Linked DNA regions of Mus musculus: region 1 is linked to region 2. Evidence: chromatin loops called from intact Hi-C (ENCODE). Cell type or tissue: heart. All regions are shown on one strand.

Region 1 (8,000 bases), 220 kb after region 2:
GCTCATGCTAGGCACTAAGTAGGAATTTTACTTAGTAATTAATATTTCCTGGAGAAGTACTACCTATCTTTAGCGGATAGGTAAAGCATTCAGAATTGCTTTTAAAAAACATACTCTTTTTATTACATTTTAAAAATTCTGTGTGCTTGCATGCTGCAGCATACATATAGAACTTCTCTCACCGTGTAGGTCCCAGAAGTGAAACTTTGACTGTCAGGCTTGGGGCAAGTACCTTTGCCTTCCGACCTTCTTTATGTAATTATTATATTTTCAAATTGCCATACAAAGTATACTTTTTTATAAGTATTCTTATCCATTCTCAATTTTAGTTAATACCCCCACTCCTCATGTAATTAATTTTAAATAAAGTGTCTGCATATTAAATGTGCCTCTATTTACCATTAGAAATGACATGAGGCAGACTTGCGTGTCATAGTACTTGCCTAAAATCCCAGCACTGGGGGACCTTAGGCAGGAGGATTGCAAGTTCAAGGCCAGCCTGGACTACATAGTATGTAGTGTAAAGTAAAAATGTATAATACCAAGAAGTAATGCACAGAGCATCATCTACCAGATTTAATTAGGTCCATTGAGTACAAACTTAGAATTCTTGCTAGGGACTCACAGTTTTCCTGAATAAGGCTTGTCCCTTTCCTCTCTCAGGGTGAGTCGAATTATCTCCTACGTGAGCATGCAGCTGGGCCAGATAAGTCACCTCTGGCAAAAGCAGGCACATTGTGTTTCCCTCTGTTCCCTGGCCTGACTCTCTCATTTCATTGTATTAATCTCATCGATTCTTTTTTTTATAGATATTTTCTTCATTTACATTTTAAATGCTATCCCAAAAGTCCCCTATACCCTCCCCACACCCTGCTCCCCTACCCCTCACTTTCAATTCTTGGCTCTGGCTTTCCCTTGTACTGGGGCATATAAAGTTTGCTAGACCAAGGGGCCTCTCTTCCCAATTTTGGCCAACTAGGCCATCTTCTGCTACATATGCAGCTAGAAACATGAGTTCTGGGGGGTACTGATTAGTTCATATTGTTCTTCCACCTATAGGGTTGCAGACCCCTTCAGCTCTTGGGTACTTTCTCTAGCTCCTACAATGGGGGCCCTGTGTTCTATCATATAGATGACTATGAGCATCCACTTCTGTATTTGCCAGGCACTGGCGAAGTCTCATGGTAGACAGCTATATCAGGGTCCTTTCAGCAAAATCTTGCTAGCATATGCAATAGTGTCTGCATTTGGTGGCTGATTATTGGATGGACCCCCAGGTGGGGCAGTCTCTGGATGGTCCATCCTTTTGTCTTAGCTCCAAACTTTGTCTGTGCAACTCCTTCCATGGATATTTTATTCCCTATTCTAGGTAGGAATGAAGTATCCACGAGTTGGTCTTCCTTCTTGATTTTCTTGTGTTTTGGAAATTGTATCTTGAGTATTCTAGGTTTCTGGGATAATATCCGGTTATCAGTGAGTGCATATCAAGTGACTTCTTTTGTGATTGGGTTACCTCACTCAGGATGATATCCTCCAGATACATCCATTTGTCCAAGAATTTCATAAATTCATTGTTTTTAATTGCTGAGTAGTACTCCATTGAGTAAATGTACCACATTTTCTGTATCCATTCCTCTGTTGAGGGATATCTGGGTTCTTTCCAGCTTCTGGCTATTATAAGTAGAGCTGCTATGAACATAGTGGAGCATGTGTCCTTATTATCAGTTGAACATCTTCTGGGTATATGCCCAGGAGAGGAATTGTTGGATCTACCAGTAGTACTATGTCCAATTTTCTGAGGAACCACCAAACACTCTCATCGATTCTTATGGCAAAGCATTGTATAACATTTTTAGAGGCAGCCTATGAAAATGATCTATTTTAGTGTAATTAACATACACTAAAACAGTGTTGTGTGATTTAGTAAAATACCTATTTAAATTAGTTATCATGTGGGAAAATGGCAAGCACACGGGTGCTCAGCCTGAGGCTAGCCTGAGGTCATGCAGAGGGCAAGCCCCACTGAACCACTCCCCTGCTGCAGCTAGTTGCCAATCTTTAACTTCTCCCAGAGCCAGTTCTGGTCTCTATAAAGGGAGCATCATAATGCTGAGGACGGTGAGTTTCTTCAGGGATTAAACAAGAAACACTAGCACATTATATGTTTAGTAAAATATGTCAGAGGTGCAAATCAGCTTGGACTGCTCAGATTCTGGGGAGCTGTGTGACAAAGCCAGGGTGGTTTTGGCAGGAATCGATTGCTTTGGGGGTTTTCTGGTTCTTTTCTACAGCACAAGGAGCTGCAGGACCTGGTTGGGTTTGTATGCAGGAGCCCAGTCCTGAGCTCTGTGCTTGCGGGCTCAGTCCAGGCCCTGCGGTGTCTTTGGTCTTTCTTTTCACTTTCTATCCACCAAGCAGAATGAACATTTGGTTTTGGGTTAATTGTGGGAAAGATGGGCTGGAGAAATCTTGCTGTGCTGGAACTTACTCTGCAGACCAGGCTGGCCTGGTTCTATACCTGCTTCTGACTCCTGGGATTACAGGCGTGTACCAGCAACATTTATGTATCTGTTTATAATAGCCACCTACCAAATTTACCTGTTTGAAAATTTCAAATCTACAGAAAAGAGAGAAAGGCATGTCCTTTTGAAGATGTCCTCATTTTCAGGAATCTGTATACCATCTCTCTCCTCCAGCTCCCTCTCACTGTGGGGGAAGGATCTGGAATTGCAAAGACGTTAGCCTTTACTCCTGCATGCCTCTCATCCTACATTTCCAAGGTACCTTTATCAAATCTATAAAACTGAGACATTCCTAAGATTGTTGGGACCGACACACTTCCCCCAGACTTTTCTGGCTGTGCACACTGTATCCCCTCAGTCCCCTCCCTGGATTTGGTCAAGGTCCACATGCAGTTCGTGTGTCATTCTAGTCTCTTTCTGCAGGGCTAGGATGGAACCCTGACCCTCACGGGTACACTAAGCTATGTCCCACCCCCTAGTCCCTTTAGTATGGAGTAGTTCTGCCTTCTTTTCTCTAGAGAAGTTCAGGCCAGTCATTTGAGAACAGGACACATTTTAGACTTCTCCCACCTAATCTGTCTTCTTCCCCTCCCATGTTTTCTACAAACTGTTGTCTTAATTCTACTCTAGAGACACTTGTAAAAAAATTAATAATTAATTTTTATGAGACAGATTTGAACACTGTGGATCAGGCTCTATCTTTCTATCTTGGCCTTTTGAACTTTGAGATTATAGGTGAGCCACCATCCCTGCTTCTAAACTGCAGTTTTGGAAAGGGTTGTCTAGAGTTTTTTACCACACATGCTGTCTCACATGAAAGCAGAGTCTAAGAAGGGTTTCATCCTGTCGTCCCTTCTGATGCTTCTTCTCAGCAAAGATCCACACGGTCTGTCAGCACAAAACTTGCCATCTGCAGTGGTGCACCTATGCCTTCTCTCAGTTGCAGGCTTTAGTTGGGTGTGACTGCTCACCTGTAATCCCAGCTTTCAGGAGCCAGAAATGGCAGGCCACTGTGAGTTTAAGGCTAGCCTTGAGGATAGAGTGAGTTCCACACCAGCCTGGAAGACAGAGTAAAACCTGGCAAAAAAATTTTTTTTTAAAGGAGGAGGAGGAGAGAAGGAAGGAAAGGAAAGGAAGAATGGGTCTTGAGCCCTGCCTGGAGCAGCAGTACTGTTTTGGTGTTAGGAGCAGCATGGCAAACTTAGCAGTAGGGGTGGGAGGGCTGGGGGTCCTGTTGGGGTCTGAGAAGCCCACTCTCTGGAGCTTCTGCATGCTCAGGGATACAGGGCTTTCCTGTCACCACGTATAGGACATCATCATAAGGCATGGTCAGTTGGACAGCAATGTTGGGAATGGGTAAAGTGAAGAACAGACTGGGGAACAAAATTATGCTTATTTACAGATCAACTCAAGAAAATCTCCATTTCAGAAACTTAGGCTATGAAAAGAAGAAGAAAGTCTGTTTTGAAGTAAAATGCTCACTTCCCCTTTGTTCTGAGAACTACTGCTTGCCACTTTGCTAGTTTGAGAAAGGAGTGGCTGTCCTTCTGAGACTTCTTACCCAGATTGTTGAAGAGATGAAAAGGCTCAAGTCCCCACAGCTAGCCAAAGCCTGTAGGGGCAGGACAACGTCCCGAGCTACACAGGTTCCACTCCTGCTGCCTGCCACATAAGAAACTAGGGAGCAGAGGCCAGGATTTGAATCATGAGGCACACATTATTCAGTGAGCTGGTGGTCTCAGAAGACAGTGGGTTAATTAACATCCTGGAAAATCTCTTCCATCTGAAGATCTCCAGCCAACAGATTGTAGAAATGGGGTTAAACAAAGGTAGCCAGTCACCCAGAGCTCAGTCCTGCTGCACTGGTCCAGTTGGCAGCCAAGTTCCTGAGATATCAGTGAAGTCTCCACCTCTTGTTCCCATCTCCACCCATTCTGCGGCTGTTTGCGACCCACAGGCACTTCTCTCTCTCTCTTTTTTTCTCTTTTAAATGTTTTTTTGAGATTGTAAGATATAGATAATTTTGGGCACTTTCTCAAACAGCAAGTCAAATTAGTTTCTATACACTCTTGTACTCCTTTGGGGGCATCAGGTCTCAGGTTGGGGGTTAAAACTGAGCAAACAAACCTCACCTCTAAGTTCTAGCTGTAGTCATGGCTTGTAGGTGATGTCACTGTGTCTTAAGTTCAGCCACCTTTTCTGGTTTGCAGGCTCAGATATCTTAATAGGGAGCCTAGCACACTGGATCATCTGAATTATCCTTCAAGCAACTTTACTCTCAGACCTGTGTCTCTTTTATTTCCAGTCTTGACAGAGGTGCCGCCATTTTGTAGTTTCCCAGGCCCCACACAGTAGACTCCAGCTGGTGAAGCCTCAAGTCCTTTATCTCTCCCTTGCACACTCCAGAAGGGATGTGCCAGTTGTCTTTAGGGAACACAAACGAAACTGATATTGTCATACTCACCGTGTTCCTCTCTCTCCATCTCTGACTCCCAGCCTTTCCTGCCTGCTCCTTCACTAAAGGGCTACCTCCTCTTGCACTAGTTCTTGGGACCAGATTATCCAGGGTCACAATGGCTGCATCTGAAAACTCTTCTCAGAGCCTCTTTGCCGATTTGGTACCAGATTTAAATCTGTCTCATCTCACTCCAGGAGCTTCCTGGAGCAGCCCTTTCTCTTCTTGCCTGAATTAGAAGTCTTTTCTTTTATTGGGACTCATGTCCTGTGTCATAGATTTGCCAGACCATACTCTAATGCCGATTCTCATTTTCTATAGTAGGAATTGTGTTGGGTTGTTGTAAAGGTGACACTCAGGAAGGAATTTTAAATAAGTGAAACAAGGAGCAAATGAACAACTGAGATATCCTACTTTCAAACAGCATCCACCTTTGAGAGTATTAACTAGTGTGTAACAATGAATAAAAGCACATTCTTTTTGCTCTTCTTTAACACAGAGATTTGAGTGGCTTTCATCCAATTCTGATTGATTAAAAAACAATGCCATTGCTTTTCTATTCCAACAGGAAATATGGGATGTATTAAATCAAAAAGGAAAGACAATCTCAATGATGATGAAGTAGATTCGAAGACTCAACCAGTAAGTAATACTGACCGAACTATTTATGTGAGAGATCCAACGTCCAATAAACAGCAAAGGCCAGTAAGTAGACTAGTCTCAGGGGAGAAATCCCACAGCAGGATCGGAGCATGGCTGTGCAGCCTAAACCCCAATCTTTGCATGCCATATATATATACACATATATAAATTGATTACAGAGACCCCCAGATAATTTTATATGCTTTATAACTTAATCCTTGAAAATGTGTAGAGATTTTAGGGATAATCTGGCTACTTACTAGATGATAAGTAGATCTTGAGTTGCATTTTCAAGTACAGAGAAAAGTATCTTTAATGCTGCTAATGAAAAGACCCCAGACCTGTGTGACTCAGGATAGATGTTCTGGGGACCAAGGATTTTCTGGATTTAAACCAGAATCTAAAACATATGCTAGCTAGTGTGTCTTTGGGGTATTACAATTTATTCTTTACCTCCTTTTCTTCAACTGATTTAAAATAGTACAAAGACATTATGATGTGTTACAGTGGAGTAAAGGTTAAGAGAAAGCATGTCTGATTCTGCCTCAACATTTTATACAGGTGTCTCCATTAGAAACTTTATGAGTGATGTGCCACCTGCTGTACTTGGAAAAGAAGTGATGCCAAATCTTAGGGACATAGGGGAACTCAGAACTTAGGATAGCTATAACCAAATCTGCTTTACTTTGGAGCTTGTAACCTGGCAAGCAATTTCCCATTGGATGTCTGTATGCATCCCCTTACCCAGTTTTCCTTTTTTTTTTTTTTCTTTCCTGAGACAGGGTTTCTCTGGCTGTCCTGGAACTCACTCTGTAGACCAGGCTGGCCTCAAACTCAGAAATCCACCTGCCTCTGCCTCCCAAGTGCTGGAATTATAGGCATGTGCCACCACCGCCCAGCTCCATTACCCAGTTTTAATGGACTGTCTTGGCATTTAAACTGAAAACAAGCTATTCAAGTTTAGCCCAAATGCCTTTATTATCAGTTTGGCAGGCATGGTGGTATACACCTGTAATCACAACAAGTTGGCAGCAGAGGCAGGCAGATCTGTGTGAGTTTGAGGTCAAGCCTGGTTTACATTGCAAGTTCCAGGACAGCCAAGGAAGGCTATAGAGTAAGGCCCTGTGTCAAAAAACAAAACAGAATTTGCAGTTTCTCCAGTTTGCCCTATGCTTTTAAATGGCTTGGCATTCTAGAGTACATTGTCATTGTGTAGTGCTGCCAAAGGCTATTGGCTAGTCCATCACCCTTAGCTATAACCTATCAGAACCAACTATCATCACTTAGACTGCTAGGTCAGAGTTAAAGAGACGTGATGATTGATGACTTCACTGTGCTATTAAGTTCTTTTATATAGTTCTTGTGTATAGATGCATTATCAATATATCATGTAAAATTGAACATAGAGGAGTTGGAGAGATGACTGTGATTATGAGCAATGGCTGCTCTTCCAGAGGACCTGACTTCAATTTCCAGTGCCCGCATGTCAGATCACAACCATCTGTAGCTCCTGTTCCAGGGCATCTGACACCTCTTCTGGCCTCTGTCTGTACCATGCACACACATGGAGCACAGATATTCGTGTAGGCACAATGCCTATCTTATACAAATGAATTTGAAAAAGAAGTATAGAAAATGTATCAACACAAAATGAATAAGATTATTAAGAGTACTAGTAATTTGGTGATGCTGAATACATACCAATATAAAATTTAAAAGCAATTTATATAAATATGGATATAGAGTTATATTCTTAAACAAATGTGATGAATGGAAGGAAATGTAAGAGTAAAGAAAAGGCAAAAGGTAGTTTTCTTGTAGACTTCAAAGTTCTATTTATTTCTTGTAGCAAATGCTGCAGTTTTTTAACGTACTTTAAAAACCTAAAAAATTTTTTTTGTTTTGTTTTGCTTTTTTTGTTGTTTGCTTGGATCTGGTTTTTTATTTTGATTTGATTTGTTTCATTGGTTTTTGTTTGTTTGTTTTGTTATTTTTTCCAGGTGTTATTTATTTAGGAAAGCAAAGGAGATCAGTTTAAAAAAAAAACTCAAATATTCAGTGTAAAAAAGATTACAAGTAGATTGGAAAGCAACAATGAGTGTATTTAAAATCTTTCAGTTCCTTGATGCTCACCAGAAAAAAAAATAGTTTAGGTCTCCTGTGGCCATAGGTGCTCTCCATGGGCTGCTTAGCTTGGCCTCATCCTATGACCATAAGCAAGACTCTCAGCCTTTGCACATGTGAAGAATATATGCTCCCAGTTGACTACAAAGGGCTCTACAAGGAAGTGAAGTGCAACTGTTCAAGAGAGAGCTAGAGTGATGTCCTGAAGGCCACATGTACGTGTTTTAGTCTTACAAAGGTGTTTTAAGATGTGCTGG
Region 2 (8,000 bases):
GTTAAACATTTGATCAGACCTGTCACTAACAGATAAACATAAGCTCAACCGAGTTAGGCTTTCTTGTCTGACAGTGACTCTGTCCAGGGCCAGGGATATCCCCCAGTTATGGCAGCAGCTGGATGCATCACACGAGGTACCTTATATTCTAAACCATTTCCACACAAGAGCACTGCTGGGGGTATATAAGGCCTGGTGACCTCTTCTAAGGAGGCCCTGCCTGGGCTCAGATTTTAATCCACCTTATCCCTCTGCTTCTCCTTGAGTGGCTACTAACACTTTGGTGAGTGTTTAATAAAACACGGCCAAAGTGGTTTATACTAAAATATAAATTTCTGCAGAAAGTGAGCCCCTGAAATCTCAAATTCACTGAGGGAAGGGACTGAAGGAGTGGGCAATCATGGATCCATACTAACATGCAAGACTTAAAGCAGTTGTATATTGCTGTTTTAGTCATTTACAGTTGCATAATTAAGAATGACATTCTATTTTATATGAATTAGAGGAGACAATTAGATAAGAAATTAAATAATTTTGAAAGCAGCAAGCTGATTTGCGAATACTAGAGAGATTAGTCTACAATGCAGCAAAGCACATTTTTATATGCGACCTGCTGGCTGGCTACGCTGGTCCTGAGATATGTGCCCTGAAGTTCTCCAGCCCATCTTAAAACACTTTTGTAAGACTAAAACACGTACATGTGGCCTTCAGGACATCACTCTAGCTCTCTCTTGAACAGTTGCACTTCACTTCCTTGTAGAGCCCTTTGTAGTCAACTGGGAGCATATATTCTTCACATGTGCAAAGGCTGAGAGTCTTGCTTATGGTCATAGGATGAGACCAAGCTAAGCAGCCCATGGAGAGCACCTATGGCCACAGGAGACCTAAACTATTTTTTTTTTTTTCTGGTGAGCATCAAGGAACTGAAAGATTTTAAATACACTCATTGTTGCTTTCCAATCTACTTGTAATCTTTTTTACACTGAATATTTGAGTTTTTTAAAATTAATCTCCTTTGCTTTCCTAAATAAATAACACCTGGAAAAAATAACAAAACAAAGAAACAAAACCCAACAAAACAAATCAAAATAAAAAACCAGATCCAAGCAAACAACAAAAAAAGCAAAACAAAACAAAAATTTTTTTTTAGGTTTTTAAAGTACATTAAAAAACTGCAGCATTTGCTACAAGAAATAAATAGAACTTTGAAGTCTATAAGAAAACTACCTTTTGCCTTTTCTTTACTCTTACATTTCCTTCCATTCATCACATTTGTTTAAGAATATAACTCTATATCCATATTTATATAAATTGCTTTTAAATTTTATATTGGTATGTATTCAGCATCACCAAATTACTAGTACTCTTAATAATCTTATTCACTTTGTGTTGATACATTTTCTTTACTTCTTTTTCAAATTCATTTGTATGAGATAGGCATTGTGCCTGCACAAATATCTGTGCACCATGTGTGTGCATGGTACAGACAGAGGCCAGAAGAGGTGTCAGATGCCCTGGAACAGGAGCTACAGATGGTTGTGATCTGACATGCGGGCACTGGAAATTGAAGTCAGGTCCTCTGGAAGAGCAGCCATTGCTCATAATCACAGTCATCTCTCCAACTCCTCTATGTTCAATTTTACATGATATATTGATAATGCATCTATACACAAGAACTATATAAAAGAACTTAATAGCACAGTGAAGTCATCAATCATCACTTCTCTTTAACTCTGACCTAGCAGTCTAAGCGATGATAGTTGATTCTGATAGGTTATAGCTAAGGGTGATGGACTAGCCAATAGCCTTTGTCAGCACTATACAATGACAATGTACTCTAAAATGCCAAGCCATTTAAAAGCATAGGGCAAACTGGAGAAACTGCAAATTCTGTTTTGTTTTTTGACACAGGGCCTTACTCTATAGCCTTCCTTGGCTGTCCTGGAACTTGCAATGTAAACCAGACTTGGCCTCAAACTCACACAGATCTGCCTGCCTCTGCTGCCAACTTGTGATTACAGGTGTATACCACCATGCCTGCCAAACTGATAATAAAGGCATTTGGGCTAAACTGGAATAGCTTGTTTTCAGTTTAAATGCCAAGACAGTCCATTAAAACTGGGTAATGGAGCTGGGCGGTGGTGGCACACACCTATAATCCCAGCACTTGGGAGGCAGAGGCAGGTGGATTTCTGAGTTTGAGGCCAGCCTGGTCTACAGAGTGAGTTCCAGGACAGCCAGAGAAACCCTGTCTCAGGAAAGAAAAAAAAAAAAAAAAGGAAAACTTGGTAAGAGGATGCATATAGACATCCTATGGGAAATTGCTTGCCAGGTTACAAGCTCCAAAGTAAAGCAGATTTGGTTATAGCTATCCTAAATTCTGAGTTCCCCTATGTCCCTAAGATTTGGCATCACTTCTTTTCCAAGTACAGCAGGTGGCACATCACTCATAAAGTTTCTAATGGGGACACCTGTATAAAGTGTTGAGGCAGAATCAGACATGCTTTCTCTTAACCTTTACTCCACTGTAACACATCATGATGTCTTTGTACTATTTTAAATCAGTTGAAGAAAAGGAGATAAAGAATAAATTGTAATACCCCAAAGACACACTAGCTAGCATATGTTTTAGATTCTGGTTTAAATCCAGAAAATCCTTTGTCCCCAGAACATCTATCCTGAGTCACAGAGGTCTGGGGTCTTTTCATTAGCAGCATTAAAGATACTTTTCTCTATACTTGAAAATGCAACTCAAGATTTACTTATCATCTAGTAAGTAGCCAGATTATCCCTAAAATCTCTACACATTTTTCAAGGATTAAGTTATAAAGCATATAAAATTATCTGGGGTCTCTGTAATCAATTTATATATGTGTATATATATATGGCATGCAAAGATTGGGGTTTAGGCTGCACAGCCATGCTCCGATCCTACTGTGGGATTTCTCCCCTGAGACTAGTCTACTTACTGGCCTTTGCTGTTTATTGGACGTTGGATCTCTCACATAAATAGTTCGGTCAGTATTACGTACTGGTTGAGTCTTCGAATCTACTTCATCGTCATTGAGATTGTCTTTCCTTTTTGATTTAATACATCCCATATTTCCTGTTGGAATAGAAAAGCAATGGCATTGTTTTTTAATCAATCAGAATTGGATGAAAGCCACTCAAATCTCTGTATTAAAGAAGAGCAAAAAGAATGTGCTTTTATTCATTGTTACACACTAGTTAATACTCTCAAAGGTGGATGCTGTTTGAAAGCAGGACATCTCGGTTGTTCATTTGCTCCTTGTTTCACTTATTTAAAATTCCTTCCTTTACATCAACCCAACACAATTCCTACTATAGAAAATGAGAATCGGCATTAGAGTATGGTCTGGCAAATCTATGACACAGGACATGAGTCCCAATAAAAGAAAGGACTTCTAATTCAGGCAAGAAGAGAAAGGGATGCTCCAGGAAGCTCCTGGAGTGATATGAGACAGATTTAAATCTGGTACCAAATCGGCAAAGAGGCTCTGAGAAGAGTTTTCAGATGCAGCCATTGTGACCCTGGATAATCTGGTCCCAAGAAGTAGTGCAAGAGGAGGTAGCCCTTTAGTTAAGGAGCAGGCAGGAAAGGCTGGGAGTCAGAGATGGAGAGAGAGGAACACGGTGAGTATGACAATATCAGTTTCGTTTGTGTTCCCTAAAGACAACTGGCACATCCTTTCTGGAGTGTGCAAGGGAGAGATAAAGGACTTGAGGCTTCACCAGCTGGAGTCTACTGCGTGGGGACTGGGAAACTACAAAATGGCGGCACCTTTGTCAAGACTGGAAATAAAAGAGACACAGGTCTGAGAGTAAAGTTGCTTGAAGGATAATTCAGATGATCCAGTGTGCTAGGATCCCTATTAAGATATCTGAGCCTGCAAACCAGAAAAGGTGGCTGAACTTAAGACACAGTGACATCACCTACAAGCCATGACTACAGCTAGAACTTAGAGGTGAGGTTTGTTTGCTCAGTGTTAACCCCCAACCTGAGACCTGATGCCCCCAAAGGAGTACAAGACTGTATAGAAACTAATTTGACTTGCTGTTTGAGAAAGTGCCCAAAATTATCTATATCTTACAATCTCAAAAAAACATTAAAAAGAGAAAAAAGGAGAGAGAGAGAGAAGTGCCTGTGGGTCGCAAACAGCCGCAGAATGGGTGGAGAGGGTGGAGATGGGAGCAAGAGGTGGAGACTTCACTGATATCTCAGGAACTTGGCTGCCAACTGGACCAATGCAGCAGGACTGAGCTCTGGGTGACTGGCTACCTTTGTTTAACCCCATTTCTCCAATCTGTTGGCTGGAGATCAGATGGAAGAGATTTTCCAGGATGTTAATTAACCCACTGTCTTCTGAGACCACCAGCTCACTGAATAATGTGTGCCTCATGATTCAAATCCTGGCCTCTGCTCCCTAGTTTCTTATGTGGCAGGCAGCAGGAGTGGAACCTGTGTAGCTCGGGACGTTGTCCTGCCCCTACAGGCTTTGGCTAGCTGTGGGGACTTGAGCCTTTACATCTCTTCAACAATCTGGGTGAGAAGTCTCAGAAGGACAGCCACTCCTTTCTCAAACTAGCAAAGTGGCAAGCAGTAGTTCTCAGAACAAAGGGGAAGTGAGCATTTTACTTCAAAACAGACTTTCTTCTTCTTTTCATAGCCTAAGTTTCTGAAATGGAGATTTTCTTGAGTTGATCTGTAAATAAGCATAATTTTGTTCCCCTGTCTATTCTTCACTTTACCCATTCCCAACATTGCTGTCCTACTGACCATGCCTTATGATGATGTCCTATACGTGGTGACAGGAAAGCCCTGTATCCCTGAGCATACAGAAGCTCCAGAGAGTGGGCTTCTCAGATCCCAACAGGACCCCCAGCCCTCCCACCCCTACTGCTAAGTTTGCCATGCTGCTCCTAACACCAAAACAGCACTGCTGCTCCAGGCGGGGTTCAAGACCCATTCTTCCTTTCCTTTCCTTCCTTCTCTCCTCCTCCTTTTTTTTTTTTTTTTTTTTTTTTTGCCAGGTTTTACTCTGTCTTCCAGGCTGGTGTGGAACTCACTCTATCCTCAAGGCTAGCCTTAAACTCACAGTGGCCTGCCATTTCTGGCTCCTGAAAGCTGGGATTACAGGTGAGCAGTCACACCCAGCTAAAGCCTGCAACTGAGAGAAGGCATAGGTGCACCACTGCAGATGGCAAGTTTTGTGCTGACAGACCGTGTGGATCTTTGCTGAGAAGAAGCATCAGAAGGGACGACAGGATGAAACCCTTCTTAGACTCTGCTTTCATGGGAGACAGCATGTGTGGTAAAAAACTCTAGACAGCCCTTTCCAAAACTGCAGTTTAGAAGCAGGGATGGTGGCTCACCTATAATCTCAAAGTTCAAAAGGCCAAGATAGAAAGATAGAGCCTGATCCACAGTGTGCAAATCTGTCTCATAAAAATTAATTATTAATTTTTTTTTACAAAAGTGTCTCTAGAATAGAATTAACACAACAGTTTGTAGAAAACATGGGAGGGGAAGAAGACAAATTAGGTGGGAGAAGTCTAAAATGTGTCCTGTTCTCAAATGCCTGGCCTGAACTTCTCTAGAGAAAAGAAGGCAGAACTACTCCATACTAAAGGGACTAGGGGGTGGGACATAGCTTAGTGTACCCGTGAGGGTCAGGGTTCCATCCTAGCCCTGCAGAAAGAGACTAGAACGACACAAGAACTGCATGTGGACCTTGACCAAATCCAGGGAGGGGACTGAGGGGATACAGTGTGCACAGCCAGAAAAGTCTGGGGGAAGTGTGTCGGTCCCAGAACAATCTTAGGAATGTCTCAGTTTTATAGATTTGATAAAGGTACCTTGGAAATGTAGGATGAGAGGCATGCAGGAGTAAAGGCTAAAGTCTTTGCAATTCCACATCCTTCCCCCACAGTGAGAGGGAGCTGGAGGAGAGAGATGGTATACAGATTCGTGAAAATGAGGACATCTTCAAAAGGACATGCCTTTCTTTTCTGTAGATTTGAAATTTTCAAACAGGTAAATTTGGTAGGTGGCTATTATAAACAGATATATAAAATTCATTGAGAATTTTTGGTTTTTTGTTTGTTTGTTTGTTTGTTTGTTTTCAGATGGTGCTGGTACACGCCTGTAATCCCAGGAGTCAGAAGCAGGTATAGAACCAGGCCAGCCTGGTCTGCAGAGCAAGTTCCAGCACAGCAAGGTTTACACACAGAAACCCTGTATCAAAAAGGGAAACAAGAAGATACAGAACAAAGTGTACTGATTTCAAAATGTTAAAAAATAAGTGGTTTGTCTGTGTGTGTGCACATGCACAGATGCTATAGGAATGCTTGCTGGTCGATGTTATTCCTGTGGCATGCTAAACAGTCTCACCACAGCCCAGTTTTCATTCCAGAAGGAAGCCACCAGAATTCTCTAACTGGACTGACACAGAGATATGGAGAACTCTTTCTGATATAACTTTATGACAAAGATTTGAGTTGGGCTCACAACTAGCAGGGGAACTCTATTCTTCAGGCAATTTGACCTGAGGAAGACCTGGAAAAGAAGTGATGTGTGCTGCCAGTGGAAGACAGACATAAAGTAGAAAGTGGATGAGTGCAGGGTGTCAGATTGTTATTTGCTTGTATTTTGTGATTTCCCCAGCCCATCATTCCCACAATTAACCCAAAACCAAATGTTCATTCTGCTTGGTGGATAGAAAGTGAAAAGAAAGACCAAAGACACCGCAGGGCCTGGACTGAGCCCGCAAGCACAGAGCTCGGGACTGGGCTCCTGCATACAAACCCAACCAGGTCCTGCAGCTCCTTGTGCTGTAGGAAAGAACCAGAAAACCCCCAAAGCAATCGATTCCTGCCAAAACCACCCTGGCTTTGTCACACAGCTCCCCAGAATCTGAGCAGTCCAAGCTGATTTGCACCTCTGACATATTTTACTAAATGTACAATGTGCTAGTGTTTCTTGTTTAATCCCTGAAGAAACTCACCGTCCTCAGCATTATGATGCTCCCTTTATAGAGACCAGAACTGGCTCTGGGAGAAGTTAAAGATTGGCAATTAGCTGCAGCAGGGGAGTGGTTCAGCAGGGCTTGCCCTCTGTATGACCTCAGGCTAGCCTCAGGCTGAGCACCCGTGTGCTTGCCATTTTCCCACATGATAACTGATTGAAATAGGTATTTTACTAAATCACGCAACACTATTTTAGTGTATGTTAATTACACTAAAATAGATCATTTTCATAGGCTGCCTCTAAAAATGTTATACAATGCTTCGCCATAAGGATCGATGAGATTGTTTGGCGGATCCTCAGAAAATTGGACATAGTACTACTGGTAGATCCAACAATACCTCTCCTGGGCATATACCCAGAAGATGTTCAACTGATAATAAGGACACATGCTCCACTATGTTCATAGCAGCCTTATTTATAATAGCCAGAAGCTGGAAAGAACTCAGGTGTCCCTCAACAGAGGAATGGATACAGAAAATGTGGTACATTTACACAATGGAGTACTACTCAGCAATTAAAAACAATGAATTTATGAAATTCTTGGACAAATGGATGTATCTGGAGGATATCATCCTGAGTGAGGTAACCCAATCACAAAAGAAGTCACTTGATATGCACTCACTGATAACTGGATATTATCCCAGAAACCTAGAATACCCAAGATACAACTTCCAAAACACAAGAAAATCAAGAAGGAAGACCAACTAGTAGTACTTCATTCCTACCTAGAATAGGCAATAAAACATCCATGGAAGGAGTTGCAGAGACAAAGTTTGGAGCTAAGACAAAAGGATGGACCATCCAGAGACTGCCCCACCCGGGGGTCCATCCAATAATCAGACACTATTGCATATGCTAGCAAGATTTTGCTGAAAGGACCCTGATATAGCTGTCTCCCGTGAGACTTCGCCAGTGCCTGGCAAATACAGAAGTGGATGCTCATAGTCATCTA

Evidence for each region. Hi-C counts contacts between places; a loop is a spot of excess contacts. Peaks named below come from ENCODE experiments on the same cell type or tissue, not always from the same donor. Only the 100,000 strongest peaks of a DNase experiment are listed, where the experiment ranks them.
Region 1: a loop joins it to region 2, with 21 times the contacts of the local background. A loop is called at or near these places in 27 of 42 quality-filtered maps.

Annotation. Positions count from the first base shown.
Region 1 is chr4:3,514,066-3,522,065 of GRCm38, reverse strand. LOC108168924 (a long non-coding RNA gene) reads left to right here and starts at 5,474. Exons shown (of 2, transcript XR_001784222.1): 1 at 5,474-5,682. In heart, no CTCF peak of the experiment used is centred here; no DNase peak of the experiment used is centred here.
Region 2 is chr4:3,733,831-3,741,830 of GRCm38, reverse strand. It overlaps Lyn (LYN proto-oncogene, Src family tyrosine kinase), which reads right to left. Exons shown (of 13, transcript NM_001111096.1): 2 at 2,970-3,106. The coding sequence starts at 3,101. Among named protein-coding and RNA genes, the nearest start is that of 6330407A03Rik, 23 kb to the right of the region's middle. In heart, no CTCF peak of the experiment used is centred here; no DNase peak of the experiment used is centred here.